2 separate regions of the Homo sapiens genome follow, and region 1 is linked to region 2. Evidence: chromatin contacts called from ENCODE Hi-C or POLR2A ChIA-PET data. All regions are on one chromosome and are shown on one strand. The core of a region is the stretch at or near the end of the contact, and the rest is flanking DNA. Distances in the headings are between cores, read along the strand shown. Region 1 overlaps XDH (xanthine dehydrogenase). Region 2 overlaps GALNT14 (polypeptide N-acetylgalactosaminyltransferase 14).

Evidence for each region. Hi-C counts contacts between places; a loop is a spot of excess contacts on that map. ChIA-PET counts read pairs that join two places held with the same protein, here RNA polymerase II (POLR2A). Pooled maps may share reads with other maps.
Region 1: a map of mammary epithelial cell shows a loop between it and region 2 (5-fold over the local background). The contact joins two enhancer-like sites. A Hi-C loop is called at or near these places in 7 of 168 maps with a recorded cell type or tissue (B cell, aorta, ascending aorta and 3 more), 1 of 37 single-sample maps with no recorded cell type and 13 of 50 pooled maps. POLR2A ChIA-PET finds 5 or more read pairs at or near these places in 1 of 52 experiments (OCI-LY7).

Annotation. Positions count from the first base shown.
Region 1 is chr2:31,331,600-31,338,413 of GRCh38, forward strand. It overlaps XDH (xanthine dehydrogenase), which reads right to left. Exons shown (of 36, transcript NM_000379.4): 35 at 6,042-6,218; 36 at 2,722-4,409. The coding sequence ends at 4,359. Among named protein-coding and RNA genes, the nearest start is that of XDH, 80 kb to the right of the region's middle. Within about 2 kb of position 2,857, at least 2 of the 41 ENCODE cell types and tissues checked have a DNase peak (open chromatin) inside an H3K27ac peak, as active enhancers do.
Region 2 is chr2:30,976,616-30,983,170 of GRCh38, forward strand. All of the region lies in intron 2 of GALNT14 (polypeptide N-acetylgalactosaminyltransferase 14), which reads right to left. Among named protein-coding and RNA genes, the nearest start is that of GALNT14, 160 kb to the right of the region's middle. Within about 2 kb of position 3,421, at least 7 of the 41 ENCODE cell types and tissues checked have a DNase peak (open chromatin) inside an H3K27ac peak, as active enhancers do.

The DNA.
Region 1 (6,814 bases), core at 1,607-4,106, 350 kb after region 2:
CCTCCCACTAACACTCAGGGCTCAAAGAAAAGGGTCTCACTCTTGGGCTCACCTTCTTCCCTACTGAAAGGTGTGGGGAGAGGGGGAAATTTAAACTGGAACAAAGGATCCAGGGCAAGGATGTGTGGGCACTCCTCATGGGCCACACTGGAACAAGCCAGCCCGAGGCTATTTTGATCCTGGGGCATCAGATGGTCCCGTTGTTTGTTGGGGTTCCATGACACCCTTCAGGAAGTCCTCCTGGGTGGTGGATCCCTCCAGTGTGGCCACACTGGTATCCTTGCCCTGTGGCTCTCATCCCCTTCCTCTCACTACCTTAATGCCTCAGTCTAATCCAACCACAGCTTCCCAAGCAGATCTCATTTACCACGAGACCCCCCTTTTCTCACACACACATGCACACACACACTCTCTCCTGTTTGGCAGGGAGAATGCATGGTTTGCTACCTCCAAAGGAAACCTCTCTTCCCAATCTCTCAAATTCTGTACTTCAATCTTTTAAACTCTTGAGGTAGATGAGGAGTTAATGGTGGCAAAATTAGTTTCCAGCCATCTCTCCGCAAGTCTTGCACAGATGATTTAGATTCAGCATCTCTCTTTGAAATGAGGGGATGTTTTTGCACTCATTGTTTTGTTTCCCATCTGTGGGGCTGCGGAAAGAATCCCATTTTAGCATCCTGTGACAGGAGCACAGGCAGATAGGCATATATAGGCATACAGGCATATTACCCTCCTCACCAGTGTTTATCTTGGGCCTCAAGCTTGCTCTGTCTTCTTCCCATTCAGTGTAACTAGATTTCTGTCATATACCCCAGCTCCCTGACCCACAGGTTTCCTAATAGAAGGCTCAGTTGACTAGTGGTGTATGGTTAAGTTTTAAAAAGCCTGGACCAGGAACCAGGCAGCCTTGCTGTCAGTCTGACTGTGCTACTAAAGGGCCGTAGGACCCTGAGCGAGTCAGTTTCTCTCTGTGGGCTTATGTTTCTCCTCTCTAAAATAGAGAGATTGAACTTGATGGTCTTTCCAGTTCTGGGATGCTGAGGTGGCCTGGGGGGTTGTGCAAGCCAGAGCAGGACAGTTCAAGGACAGAGATGACGCCAGAATCCCTTTGGGCAGTGCCTGACATTTCCACTTCCATCAATAGGTTGATTTGTTTCAGGTGACAAGATTGTCACAGGATCTGTCTCCTGCCTTAGGAACACGTACTCCCCCAGTTCAGGATAGAAACAAAACAAAAGGGCAGGCTCCTGGGCCTGGGGGGCACCAGGGTGACCTCATGTTTAAGGAAGCTGTATGTCAGGAATCATCTTGTCCCACGATCCAAAATAGGCAGCAAATGGACAGGTTTCCAGGCTCCCCCTCCGCAAAAGATAAAAATACCATGGGTTCGGGGATGTTCTCAGTCATAAATCAATCAGCTAAGACTATTTCTGTCCTTATCCCTTGCCCAGAGTTCCTCCTACAACCTCTGTCCTGCCCTCCTGTCCCAGCCTCCCAGCCACCTAGCTCTGGAGTAAGGGGAGTCTCATCAGCTGCCCTGATGACAACTCAGTACCCTGGCCGTGCCAGCAAGAGAATCCTCAGCCTGCCTATAAATGAAACGGTGGGCATCCTGGTGCCTCCATCCACCTCCGTGAGCCTGGCTAGCAACTGTCCACTCTGACAGGCAGGTGACTCCCAATACACACCAGGTTTCCTGGCCTGTAAGGGAGCTGCCCGCTGGTTGTGGTGGGCACTTAGGAGTAAATGTCTCTGAGTAAGCCCTCAGCATGGTCAGGGGTAGGGCTTCTCCTTCATGTGGTTATAGGGGTTAAAGGACCTACCTCGTAAAACCACTGGGAGGATTAAATGAGACCCTGTAGGTAAAGCATTCACCTTGTCACCTGGCAAGTTGCAGATACTCTGAAAATAAGAATTGCCTTCCCCTTGCTAGCCATTCATCTGGAGCTCAGACTCCCACGGCTGACCCATGTCTTTGGAGAGCTCCTTTGAGACTTTTGTCATTCTAAAACCCTAAGTCAGCTTTGAATTCAGCTCTTGGGGAAGCCTCCGAGGACATCTGGTCTATGCAGAGATCCTACCTAAATCAGTACCTAATGGTTAACAAATGCGATGCTGCTGGGCCACCTGGACAATATTGCCCCTTGTTCAATCTTCTACTGCCCTCTGCAGGTTCCAGGCGATACCGCAGGCAGTGTTGACTGCATTCCTTGTGCAACACCAAAAAAGACCAAGACATCTCACTGTATAGACTGGAAGCACTTTAAGACAACAGGGCAAGGCAAGGTGTCTCAGACGGACGATGCCTCTGAATAGCACAGTGATTTCTAGTTCACAAAGCACTTTCTTGTTGGATTTTCATGACCACTCTACTCTCACCTTGGTACCTAAGCACACAAGGGAATTCTGTGTCACTGCTTCACCCCAAGAGCTTCACTAAAAACAAGTGACAGGTCTCAGGCCCTGTCCCAGAACATCCCAGAAAATCATCTGAAATGGACCTGGATCTCAGTGTAAACACTCGTTTAGTTTTTAAAGCTCTTCTACCTTGACCATGCTGTACAACAGCCAGCATATCTAGGATACTCTGGAGAGGGATTTTTGTAAGAAAGTGTGTGTGTGTGTGTGTGTGTGTGTTTTCAAGAAATGAAGGCTGGCCAAGATACTGAAGATACTAGCATTTGGTGTGATGATAATTAATAAGCATTTTTCACACGCCAACCAGCTGACAGTTTCATTTATTAGTGACATCAAGCACCAGTCCAACTATATCATTTCCACTATCCTCCCTCCATGGCCAGAACCACAGATTCTCTCTGGCAGAAGGTTGGATTTATACAGTGAAGGCATGTGACAGTGACACATTGTCCACCCAGCACCATGTAGGGATTAAATCACCATTTGGAGCAATAAAAGGGATGTTTGTTCTTCCCTTGTTCTCTTTACCAACCGCAGAAACTTGAGGTGATCTCAGCAGAGTTCATTAGACCCAGGTATCATATGACAGTAAGAAAACCAAGCCTTAGATAGCTGCAGATCCTTTATGTAACTGGAGTTTTCAGGTCATATATTTATAGGCTTTTAAAGCAGAAGACGTGAGACAACCCTTTACTGCAACCCTTATGTTTGCAGTAAAATGGATCACAGGAAGGGGAATTGACAGTCCAAGATCACAAAGATAGAGACAGAAGAGACAGAGCTAGGATGAGAACCCAGGCTTCTTGGCTCTTCTACCTCTGGTTGGGCTTGATTTTGATAGCAGCATTTTTATTTCTTTTTTTTTCTTCAGAGACAAGATCTTGCTCAGTCGCTCAGGCAGGAGTGCAGTGGCGCAATCATAGCTCACTGCAGCCTCAACCTCCTGAGCTCAAATGATCTCTCCACCTCAGCCTTTCAAGTAGTTGGGACTACAGGCATGCACTATCAAGACCAACTAATTAAAAAAATTTTTTTTAAAGACAGGAGCTCTCTATGTTGCCCAGGCTGGTCTCAAACTGCTGGGCTCAAGCAATTCTCCTGCCTTAGCCTCCCAAAGTGCTGGGATTATAGGGGTGAGCCACCATGCCAGGACTGATAGCATCATTTCTAGGTGGAAATTACTTTGGCTTCAAATGTAAAGATTAAACATAATCTTTTTTGTAAATACTCAAAGAGTATTTGGAATACAAATATTCTCTTCAAAGAGGAAGGGAAAGAAATCTAGAACATTGTACGTGCTCAATAATTGAGTTGGTTGGATTTTTGTATTATAGAGTAATCTTGCTTTATGCAGCTTCACAAAATCAGATCCAATTAACCTTGAATTTGTTTCATTCTTTATTCTTTCCAATGATTCAAAGATGGTTAGAGGATTTAACCTTACCCCACTGCCTCATTGCAAAATTTGAGTATAGATTCAAGGTTATGCTTTGCTGTTCATTGGTTTGAAGGCCAGGCTTTCACAGGAAGGCACACGATTTAAAGTAACTTCGGTTTAAGCTTCTAGAGGTTTGTGGGAATCCTCTTCAAAGGACAGACACCATCAGAACTTGAGGTTATACAGGCTGTCCAGTAAGTGGGGAATAGCACAAACCCTTCCCGACCCTATTCCAGATACATGATTAAAACAGACAGAAAATGATCCTAATTGCATATTCACCATTTAGGCATAACAGTTTTGAATTTGCTTATCATTGTGTTTACAAATTACATTTTTGATCAAAATCTTCCATTGCATTCACTTGTCTTCCAAATCCCATCTTGACAAATCACAGGTCTGTCATTCTGTGACTTTAATAGATCCATGTTCTGTGGTATGTTCCTCCTGCTCCATGGAAGCCCAAAGGCAGCACAAGAAGACTCTGCTGAGGACTCTCTCTTTAGACCCTCACAGACCAGGGTTTGCAGTTTTCTGGGACACCAGTGACACACTAGGAAGGAATGATAGTGTTCTCATTGCCAGGGTCTGCTGATCATGCTCCTCCCACTCTCTTGCATACCTCACCTCCCACCACTGCCAACCATCATTCCAAGGCCAAGCACCACTCTGCAGGCCTAGCTGTTGAGAATGCCTCAGGGCAGGACTCCTTAATTTCCTAAGCCATTCATTTATTTTCACTGAGCACTTTCCACATGGCAGGCGTTCTATTAGGTTTTGGAGATATGGTGACAAACAATACAGATGTGATCCCTTTTGAAACTCACAGTCCTTAAAAAGTTCATAGAATCAGCTGCTCATGCAAATCCATGGCAAGAATTTTTAAATCGCTGGTATGTTGTAACATAGAAACGGATCTTTGTTTCAGGTCTGGGGCCACAGAGAGCTTACGAAAATGACTGAGTTCTGCATCAGACTGTTGGCAAAGAGCTCGCCTTGCAAACTGTGGCAGCTTATTGGGAGCCATGCCACCCACTCCTCTCAGGGAAATGGGTTTGGGTGATTGTCAGCATTGGGAGCCATAGTGGGAAGGTTCTGGGCTGTGGGTAGGTTGCTGCACAGATGTGGGCATCTTTACTGCCTGGGAGTGCCACACGGTCTGTGTAGTTCTCACTCCATAGCTAAAGCTCTTGGTAGACCCAAGGAAGACCTGAATGGGGACCCATATGCCTCCTTCACCCACTGTGTTGAGGTCTGCGGATGGTGGATTTGTCTGCCCCTGGGGTTCCTCTGTGCCCTCCCCACTTGGGACCACATGTACCCACTTTACCTATAAATCCAAAAAGCATATCGAATTTTAAAAAGAGAAAGCCCCACCTGAGTATCAGGAAGAACCCAGTCCTGCTAACTCCACACAGGTTGCAGTTGCAAAGGCAATTAAAGCCACTGTACAGAGCCCACTTCAGCACCACTCAGAGGCTGGGCTGGTTCTGAGATCCCCAAAGCGGAAGCAACCGTCCTAGCAAAGTCTTCTTTTGTTAGGCATTGCCAACTACAAGTATCACATAGGTGCTTCTTAAAGTGATTCCAATGACTACGGAATTCTTCTACTACTTTCTGCCACATACACCTCCAAGGCAGTAATCAATCACCCTATAATGGAATCATCTGGTTTCCCAAGGTTGCAAAGTCCTCAAGGACATCTATGTGTCCCCAGTATCAGAATGGCACATGATCATCACAGGACAAATGTGGTTGATCTAATTAATTATTTCCTCTTTTTCCCTCCATCCCCCCAATATTCATACAGTGTCCTTAACATAAATTAAAAAAAAAAATGCTAGCGACTGACTCATACTAAAGATTAGGCTCTCTGGAGTTTCATCCATCATCCTTATCTAGATGGAAAATAATAAAATCTGTGAGTTATGACTGTGCACCACACATTCCTCCCATCTCTAAGGAGGCCCAGCTACAAGCTATAGCTTTAAGGAGGTTTCTCATTATTCTCTTGCAAGTTCGAGTGTGTGCTTCATACCATGCACAATGAAGGGTGGCCATTGATGCAAGGCTGCCCGGTTAGGAGAGAGCCCAACACCTCTCCTCTGTGCAGAACCTTCCCTGCAGTTTGCCAGCCTATCCCTGGCCTCCCCTGGACTGAGTGGATGCTTGAGGGGCATCATACCAGGGTGGTGAACTTGTCCACGCAGGCATTGCGGATCTTCTCCGGGGTGGCAGGGCTGTCTAGCCGGAAGAGTTCCTTCACGTTATTACCTGTGTGCTGAGCTCGAGCTGCACGGATGGCATCTTTGATGGCAAAGAAGATAGAAGCAGCCAGGAAGAGGGGCGGCTCTCCAACAGCCTGAACACAGACAGGGCACAGGGCAGGGGCTCAGGCAGGTGGTCCTGCCTCCACATCATCAAGTGGACCTAGGAGGCCAGGCAGCAAACTCTGCACGAGGAGGGCTGGTGGCACCAGGAAAGCACTGATGGGAGCCACACCAAATACAGCAGGAAGGCACAGTCAGAAATGATCAGGGGCTAAGAACAATCAAGCTAGTACATGACTGGACCGCATGGACATATTTCTTTGAACACTCATGTAATTTTCTCTGATGACATCATGCACATATAATGTACCATTTAAAGTTATACTCGGTAATTGTATTTTACAGACCACAAAATCTGACGTGAGTTTTAACCTTTTCCTCAGTCACTAGCCGAGGGGAAGAGTCTACCTGCAACTCTGACACCAACATTTACAGGCACCATAGTCATATTACAGCATCCGCAGGAATTATAGGCATAAGAACAAACAGGAATTAAAACATTTTCTAGCATAGGTTGGTTTTTCTCCCCCTCAAAGTATAGATCAGAGACCACCTATATCAGAATCACTAAAGATACTTGCTGAAAATGCATGTTCCAGGGCCCTAAGCCACACCTATTGGAGCAAAA
Region 2 (6,555 bases), core at 2,171-4,670:
TGTGTATGTGTGTGTGTGTGTGTGTGCAAAAAAGAATCTTCTCAAAAGGCAAATGCAGAGCCTAGCTGGGACAGAAAGTGTGGAGTTGGGCCAAGACTTATTTTTGAAATGTTTCCTAAAAAAGATACCTTGGTGTCTGGGACCAGAGCTCCTTCATGTCTTATTTTAGCCCTGCTCAAATCACATCATACAACAGTAATAATAGATGACACAATTGAATCCTCACTCTGTCTCAGGTATTCTTCCCAGAGCTTTCAGCCTGCACAGTAACTCCCCGAGGTGGGTGCTGCAATTCCTCTTCTCATGGTGGTGGAGAGGGAAAGTCACAATGAGTGAGTGGTGGGGCCTCAACATAAACCCAGATGGTCTGGTTCCCCCCTACCAGTCGGTGCCCTCACGAGCTCCACGAGAATGCCCTTTGAAGATTATCCACACTCACTGCCTCTGAAACCTTTATTCCATATTGGCTTTTCTGTCTTTTTTTTTTTTTTTGAGACAGGGTCTCACTCTGTCACCCAGGCTGGAGTGTAGTGGCACCATCTTGGCTCACTGCAACCTCTGCCTCCGGCGTTCAAGCAATTCTCATGCCTCAGCCTCCAGAGTAGTTGGGACTACAGGCATGCGCCAGTATGCCCAGCCAATTTTTTGTATTTTTAGTAGAGACAGGGTTTCACCATGTTGGCCAGGCTGGTCTCGAACTCCTGACCTCAGGTGATCCGCCCACCAGGTCCTCCCAAAGTGCTGGGGTTACAGGCGTGAGCCACCATACCCAGCCCTTCTCTCTGTCTTTTATCTTGAACGCTGCATGCTGGAAGATTCTGGAAAGATGGAAAATCATGGGTGTGGGTCATCCCTCACTTGCTAAAGCATAGTATCTCCCCTTGATACTCCTAGAGCTATTTCATGATATTTTTCAGACTTTCCACCTAAAGGATCAGAGAAGCATCATTCCCTCCTTTCACCTGAAAGGGGAAAGTTCCTCCAATTGCAACAGCTATAAGGAGCAAAAGTAAGGCCTGCAGCCAAGGAACTCCAGGAATGTGCTAGACTCAGCACCCTGAGCTCAGGAATGGTCTGTTTGAGGGTCAAGGGTCCTATGCCTCTTCCCCAGGGGACTCACATCCGTGCGCCATTCTGGTCTGAAGCAGGGAGGGAAAAAGCAAAGGCTTCCCATACCTTCCTGCACCTTCGTACAGTCAATCCACCCCTGAGCCAATACTGCACTCAAATCTGCCTCTTTTTTATATCACCAAGCCTGATCTACACCCCTGGTTTGCCCTCCTGCAACAGCTTCCTAACTATTCTTCCCGCCTGCAGAAGAGTCACTTCCAACCACTCCTCCCACCCTCTCCACAGCCGTTCTCTCTTCCATCTTCCTAACACACTGCTCTCACTGTAGGACCCTCTCCCGACCTTCAGAGCCACCTGCAGTTAAACCTTCACCAGCATCTCAAGGCCTCCACCCTCGTGTTAGCTCTTCAGCACCCTGCCCCCACATTCCCTTGCAGGAGCCTTCTGGCCCTGCTAAACCAGCCCAGTCACTGCCCTTGACTGTACCTGTGTCACAACCTCCACAAACCTCCCTAGATTCTGTTACCTTCCCTCCTCCAGCTGCCCAAACTGTCACTGTTGTGCAGTTTCGCTGAAATCACTTCCTCCACCACACTCCACATGGCCGCCTGGTATGACTATTCCCCTTTCTAAATCACTGTGCCATCTTCCTAGGTAACTACTGCCTTCTTGCAGGCAGGGGCCACGTTTCTACTTCTTTAAATTCCTGTGGACAAGTTATTCAAGCTACCGGAGTCAATTTCTTCATCTCTAAAACAAGGGTCATAGCAAAGTTGTGAGGCTGAACCGAGAGAACATATATATGGTGCCTCCCACACATCAGGGGGATGGTATGATCAATACGTGTTTGCCAATTGTGGCGCTGGATTTATGCGTGAACGTGGATAATTCTCTGTTGAGCGAGGATGGTTTTAAATTTCCTGTGATTTGATTTTCTCCCTCTGTTCTGAGGATTCACTCGCTCACCGGCACCTGCACTCCCAATCCCTGATATTTTCAGTAGCTTGAGAAGGAATCACGAGGTGCGCTTTGGGCCCCTATTCACTCAGCTGATACTGATGGACAGTGTGAGTGCCAGGCACCGTGCTAGGCTCAGGAGATGCAAAGATAAGTCAGCATTCCTGTGCTAGCTGCTCAGGGGCTTGGAAGGGTGATAGACAGTAAGCTGATGTCTGCAATGCACAGCAAGGGGTGCTGCTCAGGGTAAGCATAGAGGATGGAGGGGCTGCCAAATTGTCTGAGGGGCAAGCGGTCTTCCTGAAGAAGACACCCTCCACCCAGACTCCCAAAACACAAAAGGGCATCCTGAATAGAGAAAGCAGCAATGATGAGGCCTGAATCCTCACAGCACAGTCGGCACAGGCCATGGCCTGATGGGGGCGGCCTTGACTTCAGGGTTGGGGTGGTGACAGGAGCTGTGTGCCCACAGCATGTGAAGAGTTTCAGGTGAGGAGTGATCCTTCTGCATTTAGAAAGCCAGAGTCAATGAGGAGGGCAGCTAGGGCCTGCCGCAGTCACCCAGACGAGAGGGGGCAGCGGCTGAGTTTGGCAGCAAGATATCTCAGGGAGCAAGAGATATCTCAGAGGAGACAACAAAATGGGAGTGGGGGGAGAGCAGGATGATGCCACAGATCAGGGCTTGGGTGAAAGTCTGAAGGGTGGTGGCACCCGGCCTGAGATGAAGCAGACGGGAGCAAAGAGGGTGTTTGCTACCTTGAGAGGCAGGGCAGGAAGGTGTGGGACAAGGAGTACATGATGCCACCTTATGAGGAATCAAGGAGGAGAGACAGGGAGGAGCAGGGAAGCAGAAGAGACTCAACCACCACGCCAGCTCTGGCCAGGCCACGGTTATCATGAGAGTCAGGAGGGGAGAGCAGTTTGGATAATACAATAAAGTTTCCATGGAGATCAGGGATTCCTCTTGTTGCCTCAGGGACAGCAAAGATAAGCTCAAGGACATTTACTGATCTTGCCCCTCACTAGGCCAGTGGGACCCTCACTGCTCAGTGATCCACAGAGTCCCCAGCGGATTCCTGCTTCCATCACATCCCATTGTGCCTGCTTACTTTGCCAGTCACCTGGGGCCTCACGTGGCCCTCAGCACTCCATCCTGTGTCTGCCACCCTCGGCTCAGAGGTCTCCCTCCCACAGCAGCCCCCACCCAGCTGTCATCTCCTCTCCCGCTCTTTTCATCTCTTGTCAAACACATTTTGTAGTTGCTGGCCCCCGGCTCTAAATCACTCCCTCTGCTGGCCTTGGCTTCCATCCCCAGTATCTTTCAAGCACAAATTTCACCAGATGTGGCACTGCAGTCGCCTCCTCGCTCATTTTGCTTTCCAGTTTTTAAAGTAAGTCTGACATTCAGGCAAATGGAATGTTCAGAGCCAGGAGCCAAGGCCGAGGCCCAGAGCTCTCTAAGGACTTCCCTGCTCACATGCCCTGCACCCAGCCCACCTTGTTCTCAGCTCCACTGTGACTCACATGAGCCGCAGCACCCTGACTCAGAGCTGGAGAGCAGGGTGCAGAGCCTGGACCTCTCTACATTCATCCATGTCACCCGTTTCTCCACCCCTGGCCCTGTTACCTGTCTGCCCTGCCTTCCAGACCTGCTTTGGCCCACAGCTGCGGAGCAGCAGGAAAGATGATGAAACCAGAACTGTTGCTGGTCCTGATGCCCCCTCTTGCCTGGGTGACTGCAGCAGGCCCCAGCTGCCCTCCTGATGCCAGTACTAACTTGACTACTCAGGGCCACAGCTAGCAAACAGTCACCAAGTGCTTACTAGAGGTTAAAGATGAGGCTCGGCATTTGACATCAATTATTTCACCTCACCCTGAGGACCATTATTATTCCCATTTTACAGATGAAGAAATGGGGTCTCTGGGAGTTTGAGTAACTCACCCATGGTCCAGCTAGTAAGTGACAGAGATGTTGTATGTCAAAGCTCACAGGGCTAGGAGACCTAGCCCAGCCACTCAGTCAACCAGTTACGTTGCCTGGGTCTCAGCTTCCTTCTCTGTGAAATGGCAATGACCTCTTCACCCAAAGGGCTACTGAGGACATGAGAAAGAGCTGGGAAAGCACTTCGTGAAGTCCTATAGAAATACAAGGCATGGGCCGAGCGCGGTGGCTCACGCCTGTAATCCCAGCACTTTGGGAGGCCAAGGCAGGTGGATCACCTGAGGTCAGGAGTTCAAGACCAGCCTGGCCAACATGGCAAAACCCCGTCTCTACTAAGATTAGCTGGGCTTGGTGACAGGCATCTAAAATCCAAGCTACTCAGGAGGCTGAGGCAGGAGAACCGCTTGAACCTGGGGGCACCGTGGTTCGAGATTAGGCCACTTCACTCCAGCCTGGGCTAAAGAAATACAAGGCATGAAGAGTCTTACTCTAAGGGCTTACTGCATGGTTCATCCTCTCCTGTAGGAATTATCCCAGGACCTTCGTCCCAGCACAGAGCCTCCTTGAAATTTCCTCAAGCCAATCCTACCAGCCCTATTTCTTCCTGGCAGTAGAGGCACATGTGTTATATCATAAGAGCCAGTGGTTCTTTGAAGCACTTGGGGGCAAATGGTAATGGAACTTGACAGTGATCCAGGTTTTAAAGGGAAGACATCTGTGTGTTTCAGCTCCTTATTCTAGACTGAAAAATGTGGGCAGGTCACCAATGTTTGCAGTCAAACTGCCTTCTACGTGATGTGCCAACTCCAGGAGCAAGCATCTCTGCTGCTGCTGTGTTTAATAGGTCCGGGGCTTTCAGATAAGTGAGAAGACATGTCAAATCAGCCTACATGTGCACCTCAGGCTAGGAGAGGTCTGGTGACCTGCACTGCGTGGAGGGCATGAGAGGGTGGAGAAGGCCTGCATGAAGAAATGGACAAGGTGGCAATAAAAAGGGCTCTGATGCTCTGCAGGGCCCTGGAGTCCTGTTAGGAAGGGAAGTCTGCGAGGGGAAAGAGTAATCCAGGGCAGGGGGAGGGGCACCACTGCCGAGCAGGAGGGCTTCATGTTTCTGGAAATAGCGTCCAACTTACTTAGTACCTAAGCCAGTTTCCGCATGCTTTTACCGGCAGAAGTATTTTCAAACCAGCAGACAGAGCTGGAACTGACCTTAATAAGCATCTCTGGCTTACTTCTCTCATGTTACGTGGGAGGAAACAGACACCCAGGGAGCTGAAGGCATTGTTGGGCAGTATCTTAGAAAGGGCATGCACTTTCGCAGGCTCAGGCCAGTTATTTCTTCCCCTTACTTTATCATGCTGCCTCACAATGTTGGACAAAATGGCAAAAAATATCCAGAAGAAAGGCAGGTTACTGAGGGGGGAACTGACAGCCAGGCCCTCTGTGCCTGGTTCTTGGGCAAAAGGCATAGACAGATGCAGAGAGAAGGGGCAAAACGCTTGCTCGGGTATGCAAACGGTCAAGAAACTTAGGAAAATGTGTGCCACTTCATTGCAGCAGGGAGAGGCAAATTTAAACCACAATAAGACACCACCACTCAGCCTCCTGGTAGGCAAAAATGAAACAGACAGACAATAGCAAGTGATTGATAATGAGGACTTGGTGCAACAGGGACTCTGCTGTAAGTACTTCATTAAATATTTGATGATATCTACAGAAGCTTCTAGGGGTACACCCTACAGAAACACATATGCCTGTTCACCAAAAGACAAGTAGAAGCTTAATCATAGCAGCTCTCGTCATAAAAGCCAAGCTGGAAAAACCCCAAATGAGCACTGATAGTCGAGTAGATATAGAAATTGTAATATATTCTTATAAAGGAATACTACACAGCAATGAGAATAAACAAACTGTGTCTTGCAAAATGTGGCTGAGTTTCATGCACAGAACTTTGAGGGAAGCCAGATACACATGAGTACATACTGTGTAATCCCATTTATATAAAGTTCAAAACCAAGCAACATCAATCTACAGCTTTTGAAGACAAGGTAGCCACGGAGAATTCTGATGGGGCACGGGCATAAGGGTGGCTTCTGGCAAACACAGAATATTCTTTAACTTGATGTAGGTACTTGATGCAGGAACATAGGTGTGTTCTCTTTGGAAAAATTCTTCAAGATATACCTGCAGGAGGTGTGTACTTTTCCATATGTATCTTATATTTCAATAAAAGATTTCCTTGAGAAAAGATGAAGAGAGTTTCTGGTGTTGCGGCAGATTTTGGTTGTGCAAGAAGATTTCAAAAGCCACTGAACTGGGACATGGAAAGCTCATGAAATAGACAAAAGCTGCAGCCAAACTCAACAGTATTGTCTTCTCCACCCCTCCTGTGTTCCCCATAACACTGAGGAGAGCACCCCCGGAATGCAGAGTGCAAATCCAGGGAATCTTCTTCACCCCTCTTCCTCTGTCCTTTAAAGACAGATAATTCAGAGGCGAGAGAACTGATACCACACTGCCCTTGGTGTTACTGAAACCCTGAGTTCACGGGCCAGGGCTTATTTTCAAGGCTAGCTTAAGGGACC